Regions from separate parts of the Homo sapiens genome. Here region 2 is linked to region 1. Evidence: chromatin loops called from intact Hi-C (ENCODE). Cell type or tissue: B cell. All regions are shown on one strand. Each heading gives the region's core, and the rest is flanking DNA. Links, peaks and the distances in the headings are about the cores only.

Region 1 (5,000 bases), core at 1-5,000:
TATGCTTGTGTCATATTTTCTTTTACAATAATTCTTGGTCAGAGCTATGACATATTGATGCTATTGCTTGGGTAGAAATTCTGCTGTGTGCTTATGAAATGGATAATGAAGAGAGAGCACTCACCTCTAACTCTCAGTATAGAGATTCCTGGCCTTTACTCTGAGTGGTCATCCACTGGCTTTGCAAATGCATGTCTTTCTCTTTCCCAAAACCTACCTCCAGACAGCCTTCTCAAACTGACCACCCAACCTCCAGCTCAATCCTTCCCTCCTCTGCCCCAGCAGCCATGCTGGAGTCCTGCTCTGCATAGCTGTCTGTTTTCTCTGGGTTACTTTGCTTCAGTGCCCTGCACCTGCAGTGGCAGATGGGTCCTAGGAGCTTCCTGAGGACAGGTGCCCAGTCTCTAGGGCCCAGGGTGATCTACACACAGTGGATGCTTGCTTGGTACAAGAAGTGCCCTAGGCTGACTAATCTAGGGACGCAGAACAAACCACTATAACTGAATCAATGCAGTACTTCCTGGAACAGAAGCTAAGCTGAAAACAATGGCTGTAACCTCACAAGAAGCTCCACCCTTCCTTCTGCTCTAAGTGAAAATCTAGGTTGAGGAGGCAAAAACCTGCCTCTTCTCCCTCATTTCAAACCCACATCCCATCAATTCTGTCGTGTGAACATGGTGGGCATAGCCCCACCCAGAGCTGGACCTAGGACCTGCCTGGTGAGCGATCTTGCCCTCCACTTTCTGGTGCCAAGTAGGAGAAAGGGCTTTCCACTTCATGTGGCTCTGTAAACATGGTGTGTTACACTGCAGTCTCACTTGCTTTCTCTCATTTCTAACATGCCTGGAGGTACACACTTCTTTGAATTTGAATATACAGCACCCTTGGTCTAGAATGTCTCCATAGCAAACCCATACTTCTGTGAAAGTGAACCCACCAGTCACCTCTCTAGGCAGTTTTTGGCACACTCCTAACTCCTACAGTTTGTGCACGTTCTCCATCTATTATAGAAAAGAGCACATTGCACTGTATTTGTATATTGCTGTGACTGTCATCCATAATAAACTCTACAACTCCTTTCAGATGATAATCTTTTCTGTTATCCTGTATCTCCAGCACCAAGTGCCATATCTGGCCATGGGGTAGGAGTGGGAAAGGAGAACCAGAGTCCGAGGGCCTCTGTGCAGTCAGAGGTCAATCAGAGGGCACAAAAAACCAAGGACCAACAGACTTTGTCCTTTCCAGTTTGTGCCTCTTGTCAGTGAACAAAGGTGAGGTCACTTAGGTGGTGGTAACCATAGCTGTGAAGGCATGAACTTGGAATCATTCCTCATGAATATAAAGGTACCCAATCCTTTCATTTAAAAATTAAGTGTTCTTAACTGGCCCACACAGGAAACATCACAGGAAATAATGTTTCAGTTCAGTCTTTGCTCCCATTCAACCACAATTTCAAAATAGTACAGATTCTCCTCAAGATTGAGAAAGCAAAACCTCTTTGTTTGTCCAGCAGCTGGGAGTTTGCTTTTTCTCAGCTTTCTTCCAAAGCACACGCATAGTATGATATCTCTTATCTCCCATGGGAGTTCCTTAAGAGTAGGACTGTTTGCTAGACAAATATTCTCCTTCTACCTTTTCATCTCCCTCCCCCACAATTCCCAAAGCACAGTGCCTGGCCTCAGGAGGCACCTACCACTTGATTATTAAGTGAATTTATTTAAAAGACTGCTTTTTATTTTTTAATACAAGGCTCAATAAACTCTGAGGTGTTTTGGGAATCCAGAGCCCTCTCCCCGTCCCCACCCCTCTTGGAAATCTAGAGCCCTCTGCCCTGTTCCCAATCCTCATACTTAGATGGGTGGGTGTAATCAAAGAGAACTTTCTCCTTTCTGCTCCAGGGCATAATCAAGTGAAATTCTCACAGGTCTTGGAAGAAGAAAGCTCTTACATAGAGTTTCCGATGGTGGTCACAGAGAGTCAGGACCGAAGCTCTGCTAACACTTTGCTGAGTCCATGCAACCTCAGTCATTAGTTACAGCACATGATTGGAAATTACTGCAGTATCAAGTTTTGGGGATTGCATTTTATACGTGCATTTCATGTGACATTTATCAGTGGTCATGTTTTGTACACCAAGGATAATTTGGGGAAATGCTGAGGATCCCAATGTGCTTCCTGCTCCTTAAAAGCCAACAATCTATGCATCCTTTAGAGATGTCTAGCTTTCACCTTTTAAAATACAGTTACTGAGCACATCCTGGTGTTTTGATTTTTAGCCACCTTTCTATTTAGTGGCTTTGAAGAACCACAGTGGGAGTCACTAAATTTACTTTTGAAATTTTCTCAAATGAAAAAGAACTGTGTCTTCTAGCTGTCTTTCTAAAGACAGCTCTGGCTGTGGGTTCTTTCCTCACTTTAAAATCACAAGACCAATTTTCTGAAGACCAGAGCACATAGGAAATCTCCCCAATGTCATCTCGCATAGAAAGCTCCAGGCATCAGGAATTACTACACAGAGTAATTCAAGCTCTGAAGCAATTAAGGCATGTGAATGCCTCGACTCAGAGATTTAGATAATGGGAACCTGATTAAGTAAAAGTATTTCTGGCCTGATTGCCTTTGGGGATGTTACTAGGATCTTGCTAATCTGTTTTACTTTGTGCACTAAATATTTGTGAAAGAGAAGTTGCCGGAGATTTTATGGTTACTAGAGAGGTATATGGAGACCCCTAAGAATACGCCCTACCCCACATTAGACAGCAAGCCAAGTTAAAACGTCATCAACCTTACCTTTTCCAGGCACCGTTCCTCAGTCCTTTCGGCAGAATTTAGTGATTATCCTTGAGGTGGCCGAGACAAGGCTGGTAACACAGATATCCGGGGCTATTTGTGTAAAAGGAGAAGTGAAGGGTGAAAAAATATGATCATGCTGTGACGACAGGAAGCCCAGATGAGAAGAAGGAGGAAGTGAGGCTGAGTCCGCCCTCTTTAGTCTCAGAGATTTAGTACTTTCCCAGTGGCTTTTTAGAAGCTTCCTCTCACAGCCCACCCTAAACTAGTTTTGTGAAACAAAAGAAAACTTCAAAACCAAGTTGGTTCAGGCACAGATCTGTGAGCAGTGGTGGATTCTAGGGTAATTTGGCAATGATTTTTGCTTAGAAAAGGACAGTGCTTCTCAATCAAGGTGGCATCTCAGAATTAACTGTGTATTTGTTCAAAAAGAAGTATGCCTGGCCCCACCACCAGTTTCCCATTCAGGTAGACAGACTGGAGGGGAACACAGGAACCAATATTTCTAAACATTTTCTAGGCCCGAGACTTTGGAATGTCTTTCTGAAGATTCTCTGCCCCCTCCTCATACTCCCTCTGTCTGGCTTCAGCCAGTCTCTAGACTTGAATTGGACACCATTTGCAGACTTCTCTGTCTCGAGAGCAAGACTGTCTTAAGGTGAGTCCCCAAGGCATAATCCCAGGGGCACTGGTAGAAATGATTTGGTTAGTACAGGAAACACCACATTTGGAGCCAAAGATCTGAGTTTCAGTTCCAGCTTTATCTCTTTTAGCTGTGAGATCTTGAGCAAGTCTCAATCTGTCAGCCTCAGTTTATTAATGGTAACACCTAATAATAATCCTACTGGTTACTGTTACATCCTTATTTATATACAAGAAAACAGGCGCTCAAAGAGGTTAGAAAATTTGCCCAAGCTCATACAACTAAGACATGTCAGAGGTAGGATTAAAATTCAAGGTCACAGAGAAGGCCTTTTGAGAAACACTGTGATCAATATATTTTGAAAAATGTGTTTCTGGTTTCACTATGCTGCATCACTGGAATTTTCTTAGATTGGGTCAAAGGAGTATGTGACAACCCAAATGTATCACTAGCTAACTATGAAACTTGGAAGCAATCACTGGGCCCCAATGTTTTCATCTTATAAATGAACAGATAGATGCACTCTGCGGTGCTGACTTGCGGGCATGCCTCTGGGAAAGCTAGCTGTCTCCCGCTTCCTTCACCCTGAGACATTCAGATCCAGAGTAATCTCCAGCCAGGGCTGTCTTGTGGGGAAAACTGAATTAAATGAAGGTAAAAAGGTCTTTACTGCAGAACTTGTCAGTCCTTAATATTCTCTAAGCAGGGGAAATAATATATAGATTTCTCCAAACTTATCTGAGCATGGAACTGTGTGGTGTGTGTGTGTGTGTGTGTGTGTGTGTGTGTGTAGTTTCTCTTGGGGAACAATTTTTCAGTGTAACTACACTTTAGGGAATGCTATTAAAAAGTCTCTGCACCTCGGCTGGAATCACTGACCCTCACTCAGAGCTGCTGCCATGCTTACAGGTCCCTGAAGTGGTGGGGCTGAGGAGAGGCTTCTGGCTGAACTCATATTTTCCTAATTATCTCACCCATTCTGATGGCTCTAATTACTATCTGTCTGTTCCAAAGATTCACAAATCTATATAGATGCCATGATCTCTCCTTTGAGCTCCACTCTCTCCCAGGCACCTCAAATCCAATATCCAACTTCAGTTTGATTAACTTGGCATCCCCACACTCAAGCCTGCTCCTCCCACCATGTCCACCATCCAGGAAAGGCCTGACTGGCCTTTCAGCCACGTTCATGAGAAACCAGGTGTCCTCTTAAGCTACTCTCTCTCCCACACCACCACCTATTATCAGCCACCAAGTCCTGTCAGTTATGCTTTTGCCTAAATATTTCTCAAACCAGACCACCTCTCTCCAACCCCATAGAAATTACATTAGTCTTTATCTTTTACCTGTGTTACAGGATCCCAGTGTCCTTCAAGACCACCTTGGATGTTTCTTCAGTCTGTCCTCAGGAAGAAGGGAGGAGAGCCTTCTAAAATGCAAATTTAATCACATGACTCCCCAGCTTAAAACTCTCAGCCGGCTATTTCTTCCCCGGCCCCACCCCCAAGATCTCCTCACACTGGGTAACACTGGATATGGAATTCCTTTTAGTTGCTTAAACAAATCA
Region 2 (5,475 bases), core at 476-5,475, 490 kb after region 1:
ATCCCCACTAACTATAGTTTATGCTATCTATATTTCCGATGTGTTTGGAAAGGGAGGACAAGGATTTTGAAGGGGGAGCCTGATTCTTCTCCTTTACCCATAAGCAACTAGACGAGGCATTCCATTTTTTAAATTAACTTCTTTCCCTCACCCTCCCAGGGGTTGAGGTGTGAGAGTGGTGATCTGCATCATCAGCATGCCCATTCCAGAATGTTGGTGAACCCCAGCTATGCCCCACACAGCTCTCCAGAGAGTGGCACCAGCTGCACAATTCTTAAGTGTTTCCAGAGTTCTATTAACTTTGAGATGCACTCAAAAAAAAACACCCTTTTCTTGCCGACACTTCCCCCCTACTCAGCCCTACAGTAAGCAGCTCACGGGGAAAGGTAGCACAGGTCTTGGTGCCTTCTAATAATCCTATAGTTCACATGCAGATATCTAAGAATTCTACAAATAGGATGGTGGGAAAACATCAGGCCTCCTCCCTCGTGCTAGACAAGATAGGGGCAGAGGTCCCCAGCCAGGATTTATGTAATACAAAACTCTTAACACATAATAGTAGTACTTGCTAAACATTAGCTTCAGTACTAAACAATCTCATTTTCCCCCTAGAAATGTTACTAATAGGGAAACTAAAGGATGCCCTAAGTCTGAGAGCCCTTCCTGGGGCTGGGCCACCCCCCTAAATCATAGGCTTTGCAGAATAGGCACTGTTGGTGAGGATCTCTAATTCTCCTGCCTTTCTCCCCAGTAACCACCCTGACTTTTTCTACATTATCCTCTGAGGATAGAATGGTTTTTGATCAATTTAGTTGCTGATAGGAAAAACCATCTAATAACCAGATTAATAAACACTGTCCCACTTTTAGGGTGTGATACTGCTTACTAAGCACAAAAAATGCACTGGATCCTCAAAATGTTAACAATAAATTCAGGGGCTAATCCCCCACAGTTGTAATGTGGATACTTGAATGACTGTGCTTTTGTTTCTGTATGACTTACAACTGTTCTTTTCTATAACAGATGAGCTCCTAGTAAGTGAAAAATAACAATGTTCTTTGGGAGCTTCCTACTTAAAAAAAGAGAGAGAGATTCATTCTAACCAACTTACCACACTTTATATATTTGTATGACTGTTTTCTGTATTCAGTCTGTCTTACTAGACTGAATGTTCCATGGGGGCAGGGTCTATGTCTGCATTGCTCATGAGTATATGCTCATTACCGTAAGCCCAGTGCCAGTATACAGCCTGGAACATAGTAGGCACTCAGTAAAATACTGTTGGTGGATGGATAGATGGATGGATGAATTGATAGCTGCACACATTTATGAATAAACAAATAAGGATGAAGGGGATAGTTGATGAAACTGAAGAGATGAGAATGGCTCTTGAGGCTATGAGAAGCTAATGAGAAAAATTAAGCAGGGATGTGATAGATTTGCATTTCAGAGAAATGTGACGAGCAGATGCTACTGAGAGGTCAAATAGGAGAGAAATAACAAGACTCTATTGGTTTAGCAACAAAGAAATCTAATAACCTTGATAAGAGCTAGTACAGTGGAGCAGTGGGGGCCAAAGTTAGTGAACTTTAGTTTTCAGTGGAGTAGCAGAATGACAGAAAGTGGAGATACCTAATAGACCATTTTTTACAGAAGTTTGCCTGTGAAGGTCAGGAGGAGCTAGGGTGATACTAGAAAAGGACGCAGGATAAGAAGTTGTTATTAGATAAAACTAACTCTGACAAAGCCTGGTGCCTGTATTGAAAATAAGTCACTGAGGCTGATCCAACTCCTTTCCCAGACAATAATTAAAATGATCTAGTGAGGAAGCTCTTATTGGAGGTGGGGTGTGGGGGAAGTCCTGCTTAAGGTGTTCCTGCCAGGTTCAACCCAATTAACTGCTCTTAAAAACAAAAAGAAAATGAGGGGACTGGAGAAGTTCTAGGGTTTTTGCTTTATTTTGGAGTGAGCCATTTACAATGTATGACGTGGACTCTGGTAACAGAACTAAAACCCACCAAGCTTGGTCTAAGACATGGGATTATGTAGAATAATGCAGATTTATGTAGTCTGCTAAATTAACTAAGGAAAAACCTAGACCTTGGGAGAGATTTTTAATATCTTTGAGTCAAAACTGAAACAAAGTTGGAAGACTTCAAGTTAAGGGACGGGAAGCATGGTAGGTGCAAAGGCTCTGCCCTTGGTCTTCTTGATACATAGTGGACACGGACTCAGTTATTAGAGACAAGTCCTAACCATTCACTGCTGCTACACGCAGACACCAAGGACAGACCAGAGATGAAAAGCTCTGAACTGGGGGACCAGTAGCTAGCTAAATTTAGGTAGCTAAGAATATAGAGGTCAACATCCTCTAGACACCAGCACAGAACCCACGTCCATAGAACAAAAGGAAGTTTACTTTACAGAATGATGCACTGTATTATTCCTTGCTCATGAGAGGACACAATCATCACATTATTATGAACTGAGAGAAGAAAGTCTAAGTCATTTGAGATCTGTGTATATTTTCTAACCTAATTTCTAGCCTGACAGAAGTGCCTTAGAGGAAAATTATGGTTATAAATTGCCTCAATGGGGGCCTGATAAAATGTCTTTTTAACTTTTGAATATATAGTCCTGGCGTTTATAGCACTCTTCATTCTAAATAAGTTTTGTTCCTTTTATCAAATCAGAATGGGAAAAAGTATATTAAGAGACTTCTTCCTCACCACTACCACTTTTGCAATTTCTGAGCATCGCCAGTAGTGATGGGGTGAAAAGAAGGGGGCAGGTCTTGACCATTATTTAAAAGCAGGGGCTGAGGGAGGGAGGTGTCTAAGAGAAAGCACATCTGTCACTCAAATGAATGGGTGGATGGTACCAATAGAAAAAACTGAAAAGAGTAGGCATAGGATAAGGGAAATGTGAGTTTATGTTTGGACAAGTTGACCAGAAGTTATAAAGATATGGTAGACAATTAGGAGTCTGAAGCTCTTGGGAAAGCAGAATGGAAACCACAGTTAATTGTTTGAGTGTTAAGTGCCAAATATTAAGTACTTTATCAGAATTTTCTCAATTAATCTTCACAGTCTTATGAGCTAGGTAATATTTTCATCCCCAATGCCGCCTCCCCCATCATAAAAGCGGAAGCTTAACCCATGTGACGTGCGAAGTTGTTTGCCCAAGGTCACGCCCCAGTAGGAAGAACAGCCTGGATGCAAGTTAAGGCAGACTGATTGCAGAACCCTGTTCAGCTACACCACCATAAGTATGCAGGTGGTAATTAAAACCTTGAGAGTAAATGATTGTCCAGGGAGCAGATATCAAGCGAGATGAGTACAGAACTGTAACAGGCGGGCCGAGAAAGTGGAATTAATGAAGGGGAACCTAAGGCTTTGTGGTTCTTTTATTATTATTAATTTTGAGACAAGGTCTCACTGTCGCCCAGGCTGGAGTGCAGTAGTGTGATCACAACTCACCGTACCCTCGACCTCCCAGGTTCAGGTGTTCCTCCCACCTCACCCTCCCAGGTAGCTGGGACTACAGGTGTTATACCACTACGCCCAGCTAATTTTTTGTACTTTTTGTAGAGACGGGGTTTCGCCATGTTGCCCAGGCTGGTCTTGAACTCCTGGGCTCAAGCGATCCACCCACCTCGGCCTCCCAAAGTACTAGGATTATAGGCAGGAGCCTCCATGCCCAGCTGGTTTTGTGGTTCATAAGCAATGCATGGCCAGGTTGAAAGCAGAAGTGGCCTTGAAAAGCCAACGCTACGAAACCCCTGGAGACAGAGAGTACACCTGGGCTTTACGAGTGAATGCAAACCCTGGCTAGGTTCCCCTCTAGACCCCTGTGGGATAAAGCATGACTGTTACTTAAAAACGGAAAGAAGGAATAGCACTTAACAGCCCCCCGGCTAACTAGAATTCTGAGAAATAAAAGTTAATACTCCACAGAAAGAAAACCTCATCTCCAAAGCAGCAATTCTAGTGGAGTACAGGTAAGGAAGATTAGGTGGGGCAGAAAGAAAAGGATGGGGCCCCTGGCCCAACCTTAAGATGGCCACAAATCCCAGTTAATCCAAAATTAAGCACCCCTTTTCACTCTTGAGTGTCTCAATTTGGATGATACATTTTATGGTCAACCTATTTATATATCTAGTGAAGGAAGGTACTCAGCTCAGCAGCAGAGTTAAATCAAAACTAATCTAAGAACTGACAGGAATAATTATTCCTCTTTGGACAAACACTTTTCTCCCACAAAGGTAACTGGAATTAGCTGTCTTTAACAGATGCTACTGAGGGCAGTAAAAGAGTGCCAGGTCTAGAGTCAGTCTAATCTGGGTTCAAATCTCAGTTCCAGTACCCCTATTTTAAGCAACTTTTTACCTCTCTAAACTTCAATTTCCTGATCTTGGAACTGCTGTTGCAGTTATAACTGAGAAAATTATTACAGTGACAGAGATCTGACCTAACCAACTCCATCCATCCTGCTTCTAACTTCCAAGCTGTCCTTGTTCATTCCCATGCGTAGGCTGAACTAACTTTGGGGGAAACTTAGTTGATAGCTTAACTTTGAAAGAGAAACTAACAGCCGTTTCCAAAAAAAAAAAAAAAAAAAAAAAAAAACCTCCTTTTAACAGCCCTTTCCAAAAAAAAAAAAAAACACTTCCTTCCTGCCTGGGGACTAGATTGCCTTTGTAGGACTAACACATTAGCCATAAGATTAGAAATTATGGTTTAGGAGTCATACAGCTGGAGGCCACAAGACTGACCCTCCCCAAATTGCTCGGGGGATAACATCACTATTGTGAAACCTAAGATCAGTGCTTGAGATAATTTGCAGGCCCTGCATTTGATGGATCAGCTGGCACCACCCAGATTAATAAACTGGCTCATCTGGTTGTGGGTCCCCCTCCACCCTTCCACCCAGAAGTGACTCAGCGCAAAAGGGCAGCTTTGATAGAATTTCATCTCTGACCCAACCAATCAGCACTCCCAACTCACTGGCCTCCCACCCACCAAATTATCCTTAAAAACTCTGATCCCCAAAAGCTCGGGGAAACTGATTGGTCTAATAAACTCCAGTCTCTTGCACAATGGGCTCTGTGGGAATAACTCTTTCTCTATTGCAATTCCTGTCTTGATAAATCAACTGTATCTAGGCAGCAGGCAAGATGAACCCACTGGGTGGTTTATTTGGTATAAATTATTTGGTACACAACATTGGCATGCCTATTCCAAAGCCATGAAATGAGGATTAAATGAGATGTTTCCATTTAAAATGCTTAGCTACTTTAAAAGGAATGACTTCCCCCATAAAATATAAGATGTATAATGAGGCTCAACCAATAAGGCAAACTGGTAAATAGTAGTAAGCTGAGGGAATCATAACTTCTAGTAGCCGTAATTGCCTCTGTAATGGCTCACTTACCACCTGAGTTGGACTCTGGTCTGCTTTGATTTAGGTGAATGT

The links. Peaks named below come from ENCODE experiments on the same cell type or tissue, not always from the same donor. Only the 100,000 strongest peaks of a DNase experiment are listed, where the experiment ranks them.
Region 2: it touches region 1 in a loop (4-fold over the local background); 1 of 110 quality-filtered maps calls a loop at or near these places.

Annotation. Positions count from the first base shown.
Region 1 is chr1:110,871,039-110,876,038 of GRCh38, reverse strand. It overlaps CD53 (CD53 molecule), which reads right to left and starts at 2,891. Exons shown (of 8, transcript NM_000560.4): 1 at 2,791-2,891. It also overlaps a transcript of LRIF1 not described here. RefSeq lists enhancers at 1,369-1,418, 2,931-3,040, 3,641-3,690. In B cell, for the core only: no CTCF peak of the experiment used is centred there; DNase peaks (open chromatin) are centred at 478, 2,958, 3,448 and 4,798; H3K4me3 peaks cover 5,000 bases; H3K27ac peaks cover 5,000 bases.
Region 2 is chr1:110,382,959-110,388,433 of GRCh38, reverse strand. SLC16A4 (solute carrier family 16 member 4) reads left to right here. Exons shown (of 9, transcript NM_004696.3): 3 at 5,468-5,475. Among named protein-coding and RNA genes, the nearest start is that of SLC16A4, 5.3 kb to the left of the region's middle. In B cell, for the core only: no CTCF peak of the experiment used is centred there; DNase peaks (open chromatin) are centred at 3,183, 3,763 and 4,513; H3K4me3 peaks cover 2,855 bases; H3K27ac peaks cover 3,836 bases.